2 separate regions of the Mus musculus genome follow, and region 1 is linked to region 2. A link is a loop called in an ENCODE intact Hi-C map of the cell type or tissue named here. Cell type or tissue: heart. All regions are shown on one strand. Links, peaks and the distances in the headings refer to the core of each region. The heading gives the core; the rest is flanking DNA.

Region 1 (5,368 bases), core at 242-5,241, 140 kb before region 2:
CCATCAAGACAAACAAAAACATCCTTCTAATTATCCCTTAAGTCTTAGGTGACAGATTGAGGAGTCTTGTCTCATCTGCAAGTCTTTGCTAATTTTGTTCGATCAGACAAAAGACTTCAACAACATCATAATGAAGAGTCTTAAATAATAACGTAGTTCAGTGTAACATGAGACTAAAGTGACAAACAACAGTTTTGTCATGTTTTATGTTTTCACTCATGTAAAACTTACTCTGGAAGGAGGCAACAAGCCCTTTTACCTCCTGTCCCAGGGGCAAGAGCAGCAACCCAGCTCCTGCCAATGAAGACTCACCGATCAGCTCCGGGTCTGGAACAGATTCCTGGAGCTTGCCAGCAATAAGCTGCTTCAGAAATGAAATGCTATAGCCCCCTAGGGAATATTCTCCCAGTTCTGTCTCTGGCAACTGAAGAATAGATTTTGGAGCAAGTGGCTGGTCAGCCAGCTTCACTGCCAGATGCCAGTCTGAGAGAGACATCCTCTCTCTTTCGCGCTCTCTCTTTCTCCCTGTAAAACAATAAGGCATTAACGGTTAAAAGTCAACCCACCTCCCTACTCATCTCTCCCTGCAACAAGAATAAAGGAAAGATCATTTCAGTGTACTACTGCTAGAGAAACATAGGTGTAGCACTAAGAGGCTAGAACTAGAACCTAGTGTCCCTCCCTTAATTCTTTCTCTGGTGGACTACAAGGGATTTCTCTTATGCCTCAGTTTCTTCACCTTTAAAGTAAACACAAAAGCCGGGCATTGGTGGCACACGCCTTTAATCCCAGCACTTGGGAGGCAGAGGCAGGAGGATTTCTGAGTTCAAGGCCAGCCTGATCTACAAAGTGAGTTCCAGGACAGCCAGGGCTACACAGAGAAACCCTGTCTCAAAAAAACAAAAGAAAAAAAAAAAAAAAGTAAACACAAAAGGCCAATCAGTTGGATAGGAATGTTGTGAGGTTCAAGCAAGATCACCCAACCCTCTCCCTTCTACACACTCATTTCTGGTTTTCTTCTCCAGCTTTTGATTTAGCTATAACAACACTTTAAGGAGGGCCCTTGTCTCTCTTGCCTGCCCTTATCAGAGATCTATAGCACCACCCAATGTCTTATTGTTAAAACACAGATCTAACAAACTTAACTGCTTAGAAGGCCCCCATTAATCCCAAAGCACTTCTATGAACAGGTGGGTGTTAACTCCACAGCCAGATTACAAACCCATTTATTCTGACGCCTACCAGCTTTCTTCAATAGACCCAGCCCTGCCCCTTTATAACAACACACGTAAGTATACTTCATAACAAAGTTGTCCCCTATATGTAACTCTGCTCACCTCCTGTCTTTGCATATAAGTTCTCTTCCCTTTTTGGCCTCTTAGCAAACTCCTACCAAGACCCACACAAACACATCGGTTCCATGCTCTCTTCTTGGTCACACATTCCCTGTTCCCTCAAGGCAAAAGAGCAACACAAATCAATAGATTTGAGGACAAGTCAGCCAGCTTCATTACCAGATGCCAGACTTAGAAAGCTACCTTCTCTTTGCTGCTTTTTCCCTTGTACAACTTATTTACTTCTCAACTTCTCATTGCGTCCCTCATATTTGTGAAACCCCCCCCATTCTTGAAAGCCAAGACTAGAGCTTTTCTAACACAGTCCCCAGCCTGACATATATGAATGCCCACAAAATAAATCTAAAAATTCAAAGGGTGCAAGAGCCTTGTACCGCAAGACCAGTCCTTGTTACAGACACTATTTCTGCCAAAGAGGTCTCTTGCAGTAAAGACAAGGCTAAGAAAAAACTGTGGTGCGACCCAGCGGACTTCAAGGTACTATCCACCTTTAGGTTTAAAGCGAGAAAGGAGGTTTTTGTATACCGATTTCAATCCTCACAACTGTCTCCTGAAACTGGCATCATTGTCCTTATTTTACAGATCAGGAATAAAGACTCAGAAAGCTGAAGTCTCTTGGCCCAAGGTCACAGATACCTAGTCGTGAGTAGGGACAATGTTGACAACCCCACCTCTCTCGTGGGACCAGTTAGCTACTCCGGACCCACGAGAGCCCCGCGCGCCCAGGGAGGGGGCCCAGCGCCCTCACCCGTCCCGCGGAAGGAACCCGGCCGCAGCGAGCCGCCGGTGTAAACACTCACTCTGGTCCTCTTGCCGGAAACCGGAAGCTCCGCGCTGCATTCTGGGGACTATAGTTTTCACTGAGACCCAGCCCCTTATAAATGGCCGTCCAGCAGCTAGTGGCAATGCTTCCGGGTCCTAGGAGGCGTGAGTGCGAGCACGAGCAGTTTGAGGTCCTAGAAGCCAGTAGGTTGTAGCTTTCTGTCAGACACAATTGTACCACCACCTGAGGTAGGGAGACTCAGTGTGGAATTTTCGAAAGCAGCCAATAGCCCGATGATTCCCGCGCTCTCCAGGGATATATGTGAAGCCTGTTGGTTGTCCCGGGTTTGGAGGAGTCCTAGGCCGGAGGGCGAGCCTTCTCCGAGGGGGACGGGTTCCTAAGTGGACAGGCGCCCCGCGGCCCTTCCGATGAAGACGCAGTTCTCCCACGTAGCCAGCCTCTTGTGCTTCTTGCTCCTTTCTCCCAGGAAACCTGCCTTGTGGCAGCGCACCAGGGCGCTAAAAGTTGAGTCCGTAAGGGGAGTGATTAAGTCGGGTTTCTGGCCCACCGCGAACATGCAACAATGGGGTTTATAACACAGTCATTCGTAGAATCAGTTTGGGGAGGGGAATTTCCACTGAACTTTCGTGGAGACACTGCCTGTTTTAGATGGCTGAGAAACTAATGCACAATCAAATTGGATTGAGTTTACACAAAAGTTAGAGTTAGCTAAACTCAAGAGAGAAGTGATTTTTCTCAGAAAGTTCCACAATTAAGGAAAACAATAACCAAAAACAACCAACTTTAAAACTGTGAAGCTGAGGGACGGGTGAGATGGCTCAGCAGGTAAAAGCACTTGCATTCAAACCTGAGGACCTCCCCGGGAACAAATGGTGAAAGGATTGAACTGACTCCCCAAAACTGACCACACACACACACTAATAAAAAAATGTAATTTTAAAAGATAAAGTTCAGGCTGGAGAGAAGGCTCAGCAGTTAAGAGCACTGAGTGCTCTTCCAGAGGTCCTGAGTTCAATTTCCAGCAACCAAGTGGTGACTCACAGCCATCTATAATGGGATCCGGTGCCCTCTTCTGGTGTGTCTGAAGACAGTGACAGTGTATAAAATACATAAATAAATCTTTTTTTTAAAAAAAGTTCATAATAGCTACTGTGTACACAAGTGTAAAAGTTGTATTCTTGCCGGGCGTGGTGGCGCACGCCTTTAAGCCCAGCACTCAGGAGGCAGAGTCAGGCAGATTTCTGAGTTTGAGGCCAGCCTGGTCTACATAGTGAGTTCCAGGACAGCCAGGGCTACACAGAGAAACCCTGTCTCGAAAAACAAAACAAAACAAAAGTTGTATTCTTGTACAGTCCACTCTAGGACAGAACTCGGGTAGTAACTGAGTACAATAGCTTAACAGAGAAAAAGCAAACTACACATACATAATTAACCCTCCTGGTCTTATAAAATATGCATGCTGCTAGAGAGTTTCACGGTGCCCAAAGTCCTTCTTCCCTATCCTGTCCATTTTTAAATACAGCCCCTCTTTCAGGAATTAAGTGGCCATCCTCTTAACCAATTTTCTATCTACTAAAGTACTGACACTTAAACACACTTTATTTCATTAAATTTTGTTTAGTACTGTGTCTTAACTGTTTGCCGGAGATGTCAGAAATTCTGTCTCTTTTTGTGTTCTCAAAATGGAGCTGAATGCTCAGGAGATTCTTTTGTTTGTTGTCATCATAATTTTCATGAAAAAATGGCCCTTAACTGCCTTGCTTACCTTCCACTGTTGATCTTTACCTGAAACATAGCAGGTTAGCAATAAGAATGTCTTGAATGGGGGCTGGAGAGAGCTCAGCGGCTAAGAGCAGTGACTGTTCTTCTGGAGGTCCTGAGTTCAAATTCCAGCAACCACATGGTGGCTCATAACCATCCGTAACAAGACCGGATTCCCTCTTCTGGTGTCTGAAGACAGCTACAGTGTATTTACATACAATAAATAAAATAAATCTTTAAAAAAAAAGGAATGTCTTGAATGAATGATCCAGGCCAAAGCTATTTATCAAATATGACTGTCTTATTGTATGCCTTTTGTTCTCCAGAGAGGAGAGAGGAGATTTCAATTGATGATGTTGCAAATGGGCAAATTAATGAAGGAATCAACCAAACAGGTTCTGTGTAAACCCAGTTAGCGAGTAAGTACCGTGCTCCCAAGCAAAGGTCAGGGCCTAGAAAAAGAAGCCTGGACACAAGACAAAGTTAGACGTCTGGCAAGAAGGAAAGAGGCCAAAACCAGGTCCTTCAGCCAGTTCTTATTTGGAAACACTGATATCCTTGTCAGCTCTAAGAACGTGCTGATGAGCATTCACTAAATGTTCAAGAGATCATTTGGTCTAATCAAGAATTCTATTGAGAAACAAATTGTAAGAATGGACATTTAAATTTTTATTAGTAGTATTCTGGGGGAGTGCATGAATGCCACGGCAATGGGTGTAGGTGGGTGTGTGCCATGATAAAAGTGTAGAGTCAGGTGACTGCCTCCTGGGATTGACCCTCGAGTTTCCATCTTGTTTGAATCGGTTCTCTTCAATGCCATGTAAAGCAGGCTAGATGGCCCCAGAGCTTCTGTACAGTCTCCTGTTTGAGCTTCCCATCCCCTGGCAGGGGTGTGCTGGGATCACACTACTGCCTCTCTGCCTTTCCTGTGGGTTCTGGAAATCTAAAATTCAGGTAGTCAAGCTTTTGTAGAAAGCAAGTGCCTTTACCCAGCTCAACACTTTTAAAATGGTGTTTAACAAACCTTATACAAATATGAGGATTTCTGAGTCTCACAAGAAAGTAAATGAAACTCATCTGTAACAGCTCCTACTGCAGACACAAATGGTGGAGCTGGAGAAACGAGGCAGTGGTTAAGAGCACTTTTTTGAGTGTTCTTTCTTTTTTGAGAAGATGGATTTTTCTGCTCTTTACAAAAAATTATTTATGTATATGAGTACACTGTCACTCTCTTCAGACACACCAGAAGAGAACATCAGATCTCATTACAGATAGTTGTGAGCTACCATGTGGTTGCTGGGAATTGAACTCAGGACCTTTAGAAGTACAGTCAGTGGCTCTTAACCGCTGAGCCATCTCTCCAGCCCCGCTCTCTCTTTTTTTAAACAGTCCATTATTTCTATGAATATTTTTGTTTGTGGCACTTCTTTCAATGATATGGGTGTTGCTAGTGCTGTCCCAGTGGACT
Region 2 (5,368 bases), core at 189-5,188:
TGGGGAAGAAGTATGTGGATAGATCTCTCCAAATGGGCAAAGGATGTGAAGATATTTGTGTCCCATGTAAATGCTCACCAAAAGGTGACTTCAGCTGAGGAGGAGTTCAATAATCAAGTGGATAAGATGACCCGTTCTGTGGACAATCAGCCTCTCTCCCCAGCCATCCCTGTCATTGCTCAATGGGCACATGAACAAAGTGGCCATGGTGGTCGAGATGGAGGTTATGCTTGGGCTCAGCAACATGGGCTTCCACTCACCAAGGCTGACCTGGCTACAGCTGCTGCTGATTGCCAGATCTGCCAACAGCAGAAACCAACACTGAGCCCCAGATATGGCACCATTCCTCGAGGTGACCAGCCAGCAACCTGGTGGCAGGTTGACTACATTGGACCACTTCTGTATTAGTCAGGGTTCTCTAGAGTCACAGAACTTATGGATAGTCTCTAGATAGTAAAGGAATTTATTGATGACTTACAGTCGGCAGCTCAATTCCCAACAATTGTTCAGTCGCAGCTGTGAATGGAAGTCCAAGGATCTAGCAGTTACTCAGTCTCACGTAGCAAGCAGGCGAAGGAGCAGGAGCAAAGATCCTCTTTGGTTGGTGGCTTAGTCCCTGGGAGCTCTGGGGGATATAGTTGGTTGATATTGTTGTTCTTCCTATGGGGTTGCAAACCCCTTCAGCTCCTTTATTCCTTTCTCTAACTCCTCCATTGGGGACCCCGTGCTCACCTACATATCTTATATTCCCAGAACTTTGTCCCTCTTAGGTTGGCACCACCTTCCAGCAGGCCCCTCCCCCTTTAAGCAGATTGACTCTCTCCACTCCAGGCCCAAAGCCCCTCCTTGTCTTCCTACATCAGCATCACCCAAGTTCACTCTAAAACAGGCTGTGAGGACTGATCCTACACTCTGGCATAACATCCACAAGTCCACCCTACCTAGGCCCAAGAGGAAGCGAGACTTCCAGAGTTAGGGTGTTTCTTGCCCGATTTGGGAAGCAAAGCTGTGTTGAACTTCCAGAGTATTGGGTGATCGCTTCTCGGCCTTTTGGCTAAGATCAAGTGCAGAGTATTGGGTGAGAGCCAAGAGAGTGGCATCACAGCACAGAGAAGAACCTGACCTCTCCCAAGATACTTTCCAGGGAGGTGACTTTAGAGCTGAGGCTCAAATGTACATCAATTCATTCCAGGCAGGACAAAGCTAGATATAGCAGAGGAGAATTCAAGGGCAGACAGAAGAGAGAGCACTGGGGCCCACGAACCTGGGAGGGGAAAAGAAAGGTAGAGAGAAATAGAAGCTGTAGGAGTTGAGTACAAGCAGAACGGGACATCACCTTGGTGCCCTGGAGTCAAGCTACAGACCAGGCACACAGAAAAGGCTTGACAGGCCCAGGGCACAGGCTGGTGGAAGCTGGTGCTTTGGAGCAGTGGGTAAGCAGCAAGTCTCCTTCTGGGGGAGCGCAGGGCTGAGCAAGGGGTGGAGGAGCGGTTCCAAGGTTCCTCTCAACAGAGTACCACAGAGATGAGATGTGTATGCCGGGAGACGTTCATCAACCTAACTTTACTTCAGAACCAGTTCTTTTCTTCTGCTAGGTTTTATGAAGAGAGACAAGAGGACGAAGGTCTAATGGGAGACCATCCAGGAGGAAGGCCAAGCTGCAGCCTCTGGAGAGGACAGGGCTAGGAGACAGCTCCTATATCAGCTGTCAGCAAGAAGTCCTCTCTGTAGAGAGAGTGGGGGCTGTAGGCAGATGGCCCTGATTTTTCCTGTTAGGATGGTAGGCAGGAAGACGGTCTAAATTATCTCATTTCTGACACTTGGGGTAGGGCAGGAGATGGGAACTTTTTGAGGATGTCGGCCTTAAACTGGAGGATGCTATTTTCCCGTAGCCATGGAAACATGGCTGGGCAGCATTGGTAGGAGGTGACGACACCACAGAAACCTGTGAACGAAGGAAATTCTATCAGTGTGGGCCTGGCCTCAGGTGGGAGCTGCATCTTCTGACGCCTGGATATTTCAATCTTTGGCTTCTAGGCTGGAAACCAATGGGGCAGGACTCGGGCAGAAGCAGTTGAAATGGCTGTTGAATGTCTGTGGGGTTGGAAGGTGACTATGAGTCAGTTTGAGTTTGCAAAACATAATCACCCAGCTTTTTAACTCAACCGCTTTTACTTGGTTGGTGATGAAGATGCCGGGCCATTACGTCAGAACCAGAGGCAAAGCTCTCTAAAGGCAGTTTCATCACTGCAGGGGGGCCTAGGGAGCCACAGCACCTGGTGGGCGCGCATCCCGTACGGGGAGGGGACACCTGGGAAACCCTGGCTGTCCGCGTTGAGTCAGCAAGATCCTAAAGCTATGCCCCGCCCTGGCCGGCCGCCGCAGCCTCGCGGACCTCGCGTGGCGTGGGGCAATTAGGCGCGGCACCCGCCCGCTTGGCTGCGCGACGCGCGGGGGCGGGGACGCTGTCAAAGCGAGGCCCAACCAAAGGACCGCGACTTGTATTCTCTTCTGAAAAAAAAAAAAATAAGACCTCATGATCCTGCCACGACAAAGCGTTGGACAGTAGGTGGGAGGGGTCTAGACTGGGTGCCTCACGCCCGATGCCGCAGCGAAAGGACGGGCTGAGTGACTCGAGTGGCAGAGCGGGAGCGCGGCGCGGCTCGGGGCTTTTGTGTGGCGCGGGTTTCCTAGCAAGACTGACAGCAAGACGCTCTGAGGTGTTCAAGGGAAGGGGACGATTTCTCCGTCAGACCCCACCGCCGAGGCTCGCGGGGATCTTCCCGGAGACTGCTCGCTCGAGCCAGCTGGGGCGTGGCACCAGGACTTTCAAAAAACCCGCACAAGCCGAGAGCAGAATGTGTCGTTTGCTTCTTGCGCGCAAGCGGAGTCGCGCCCGCCTTCCTCTGCCCGGGCGCACCGACCGCCTTCGTCTCTAGCGCCCTCCCGGGCCCCGGGAGAACAATGCCGGTCCTCTCCGCGCGCAGGAAGAGGCTGGCGAGCACAGCTGGGCCGCGGCGGGGAAGCGGCCCCAGCCTGGCAGTCCGGTGGGTTCCTCCTTTAGGCCCAGAGCCGTCCTCAGACCGTGGTCGCGCACCGATGCGGCCTCGGGGGCCTACGTGCAGCACCACACGGAGAGGGGCAGGCCGCGGCCCGAGGCTGCTCCCGGGACCTCCGGGAAGAGACCTCCACCGATGTCGCCCGGACCCTGGCGGGGCAGGCCAGTCCCCCAGAGTCTGCGAGTTCGGGGCTAGAGCGGTCAGGCCTCTGGGCCGGGTCGAGCCCGGGCCGCCGACGGCTGCGTCACGCGAGGGGGCGGTGCTGCCACGGGCGGAGGCCAGAGCCGGAAGCGGAAGAGGCGCTCGGAGTGGGGAGTGGGGCCTAGCCGCAGCCGGAGCCTGGGAGACGGTGAGTGTGGGCCCGAGCCCGTGGCCGGGCAGCTGGGGTGAGTCGGTGGGGACGGCCACGCCGGTACGGGTACCGTGCCACCCGGTCGGGTCTCGGCTTGGACCTATTTCCCTCTTCGGCCCACGTCAGGCCGCGGTCCCGACCTCTCACCCCTGACCCGCCGCTTCTCTCCCTGAGGGCGGTCACTGCAGACCCCTTTTCTGGTTCCCGCGGTGTTGGAGGCGGAGCTCCAGCGGCCTCGGAGCCGGCTGGGAGGCTTCCCTTTGGGTCCCGCGCCGGCCCGCTGGCTGGGTCGCGTCCGACCTAGGCTATCCTGGAAAGGCTTTCCCTGCCCCGAGCTCGAGGCTTAGCCCGCAGATCTCCTTCGCGCGCCGCCTGGAGTTTGATTCTGGCCCAGGCTGGCCATCCCTTTGGTCGCCGGGTCTTCCCTTGGCGGTTACGGGGAACGGGGCTCTGAGATCCCTGGGATTCGGGCAGAAGGAAGGGACTCGAGTGCGGGCCGCCGGCCCCCTCCGTGTTTTGTTATGATGGAACCGCTCCATCCCGGAGAATGGGCCAGACCAAGCCAGGAGTACAAATGTCCAGGCTGCTCCTCGGTCCGGTCGGGAGCCTCTATGCTTTAGTTCCGGGTGCGGGTGCCCTGATGCTTGGGTGGGAATTGCCAGAGTCTAGCCCCCATCAAGGCGGAGTTGGCGGCCTTCCAGTTTCCCTCCTCCGTGCCCTTGAAAAGGAGGAGCGTTTTTGCCCGGTGGCAGCCGCAGATTGCGAGGTGGCAGGTTTGAGGTTGCAGTGGTGGGGCACTGCCAGCCAAAAATAACCATGGGTCGCTTGGGTGGCAGGAATCCGGGAGGGCAGCCGCTGACCTGGCTGGCTGCTCTTCTTGTTAGCCCGGTTCTCTAGCCAGGAACAGCAAATGAGAAGCCAGAGAGGCCTGTGCTCATAGAAAAATTGGCATCCAGTAACTTGGTCTCATTGGTCACATTGCCTTTTTCTTCATTGTTCAGAGCAGAGCCTCCCAAAGCATAATTGTGGCCTTTACGTTTTAAAAAGCTTCTTTGCCGAGGACTCATGGAATCGGAGAATTTGTGAGAAATAGGCTCAAACGACCTGGCTGGGAGGAGGACATGGGCCACCTGGTAGCTCCCATTTTTCACCTGCCTGGGATGCGTTGCAAGGGAGATTATCTCCATTACTGCCTATGTGTGGTACTTCATGGCCAAAATATTGGGCCATCTTTGCCAGTATGAGAGGTGTTATCTTCATTTTTCAGGCATGACAATTTAGGTCTAGAGTGACTTGTATAAGGCCACAGGGCCAGTAAGTGGCAACACTGGGATCGAGTTCAAGGTTTCCTGCCAAAACTTCCTACCCGGTCCCTTGGAAGGAATTATAAATTAAGGCATTCAACATAGCCCTGAGTGTTAGCCGGAACCTTCTCAGTGCTAATGAAAGGCTGTCTTTAGTACTTCTTGTGGCCCAAACCTGTGCTAGGCTTTTGACTTTATAGGGCAGACATTTAATTCCTATGGAGCCTGTAAGAGATTATTGTTCCCTTGTTTCAAGAGGAGGCTGAAGCTTAAAGTGGTTTAATAACTTGCCTAAAGGCAACAGTGAAGTGGTATTGCTGTGGAGCAGGTTGGCATTCGACTCTGAGGCTGTGACTTTCCACTCAAGTAGACATATGTGGTCATAGAAATCCACTTAGGTCCCAGAAGGAAAATTTTGGTCTGCTGTAGATTAGACCGCATTACAACATCCTCCAGATAGGATGCTTAGGGTGCTCTGTCTGCCTGGTGAGGATGGGCAGGACCACTTTGCCTTTTGGGAAGATGTATGCCTGGCCAGTAGGTTGTCTTTTGGGTCAGTTGGTGAGACATGGGCTACTGCTTTCAGGCTACAGCCTGAGCACCTGTCATAAGGTCATGGGGTGGGGGACATTCAGATAAGTGTGAAAACAACA

Evidence for each region. Peaks named below come from ENCODE experiments on the same cell type or tissue, not always from the same donor. Only the 100,000 strongest peaks of a DNase experiment are listed, where the experiment ranks them.
Region 1: it touches region 2 in a loop (6-fold over the local background); 10 of 42 quality-filtered maps call a loop at or near these places.

Annotation. Positions count from the first base shown.
Region 1 is chr9:57,907,795-57,913,162 of GRCm38, reverse strand. Ubl7 (ubiquitin-like 7 (bone marrow stromal cell-derived)) reads right to left here and starts at 2,177. Exons shown (of 11, transcript NM_001122873.1): 1 at 2,104-2,177; 2 at 313-525. The coding sequence starts at 496. In heart, for the core only: a CTCF peak has its summit at 2,172; a DNase peak (open chromatin) is centred at 2,202; H3K4me3 peaks cover 2,102 bases; H3K27ac peaks cover 1,633 bases.
Region 2 is chr9:57,763,114-57,768,481 of GRCm38, reverse strand. Clk3 (CDC-like kinase 3) reads left to right here and starts at 3,368. Exons shown (of 13, transcript NM_007713.5): 1 at 3,368-3,408. It overlaps Gm32510 (a long non-coding RNA gene), which reads right to left and starts at 1,032. Exons shown (of 3, transcript XR_870786.2): 1 at 942-1,032; 2 at 479-625. In heart, for the core only: CTCF peaks have their summits at 2,758, 2,958 and 3,798; DNase peaks (open chromatin) are centred at 1,421, 2,511, 3,311 and 4,121; H3K4me3 peaks cover 3,962 bases; H3K27ac peaks cover 4,485 bases.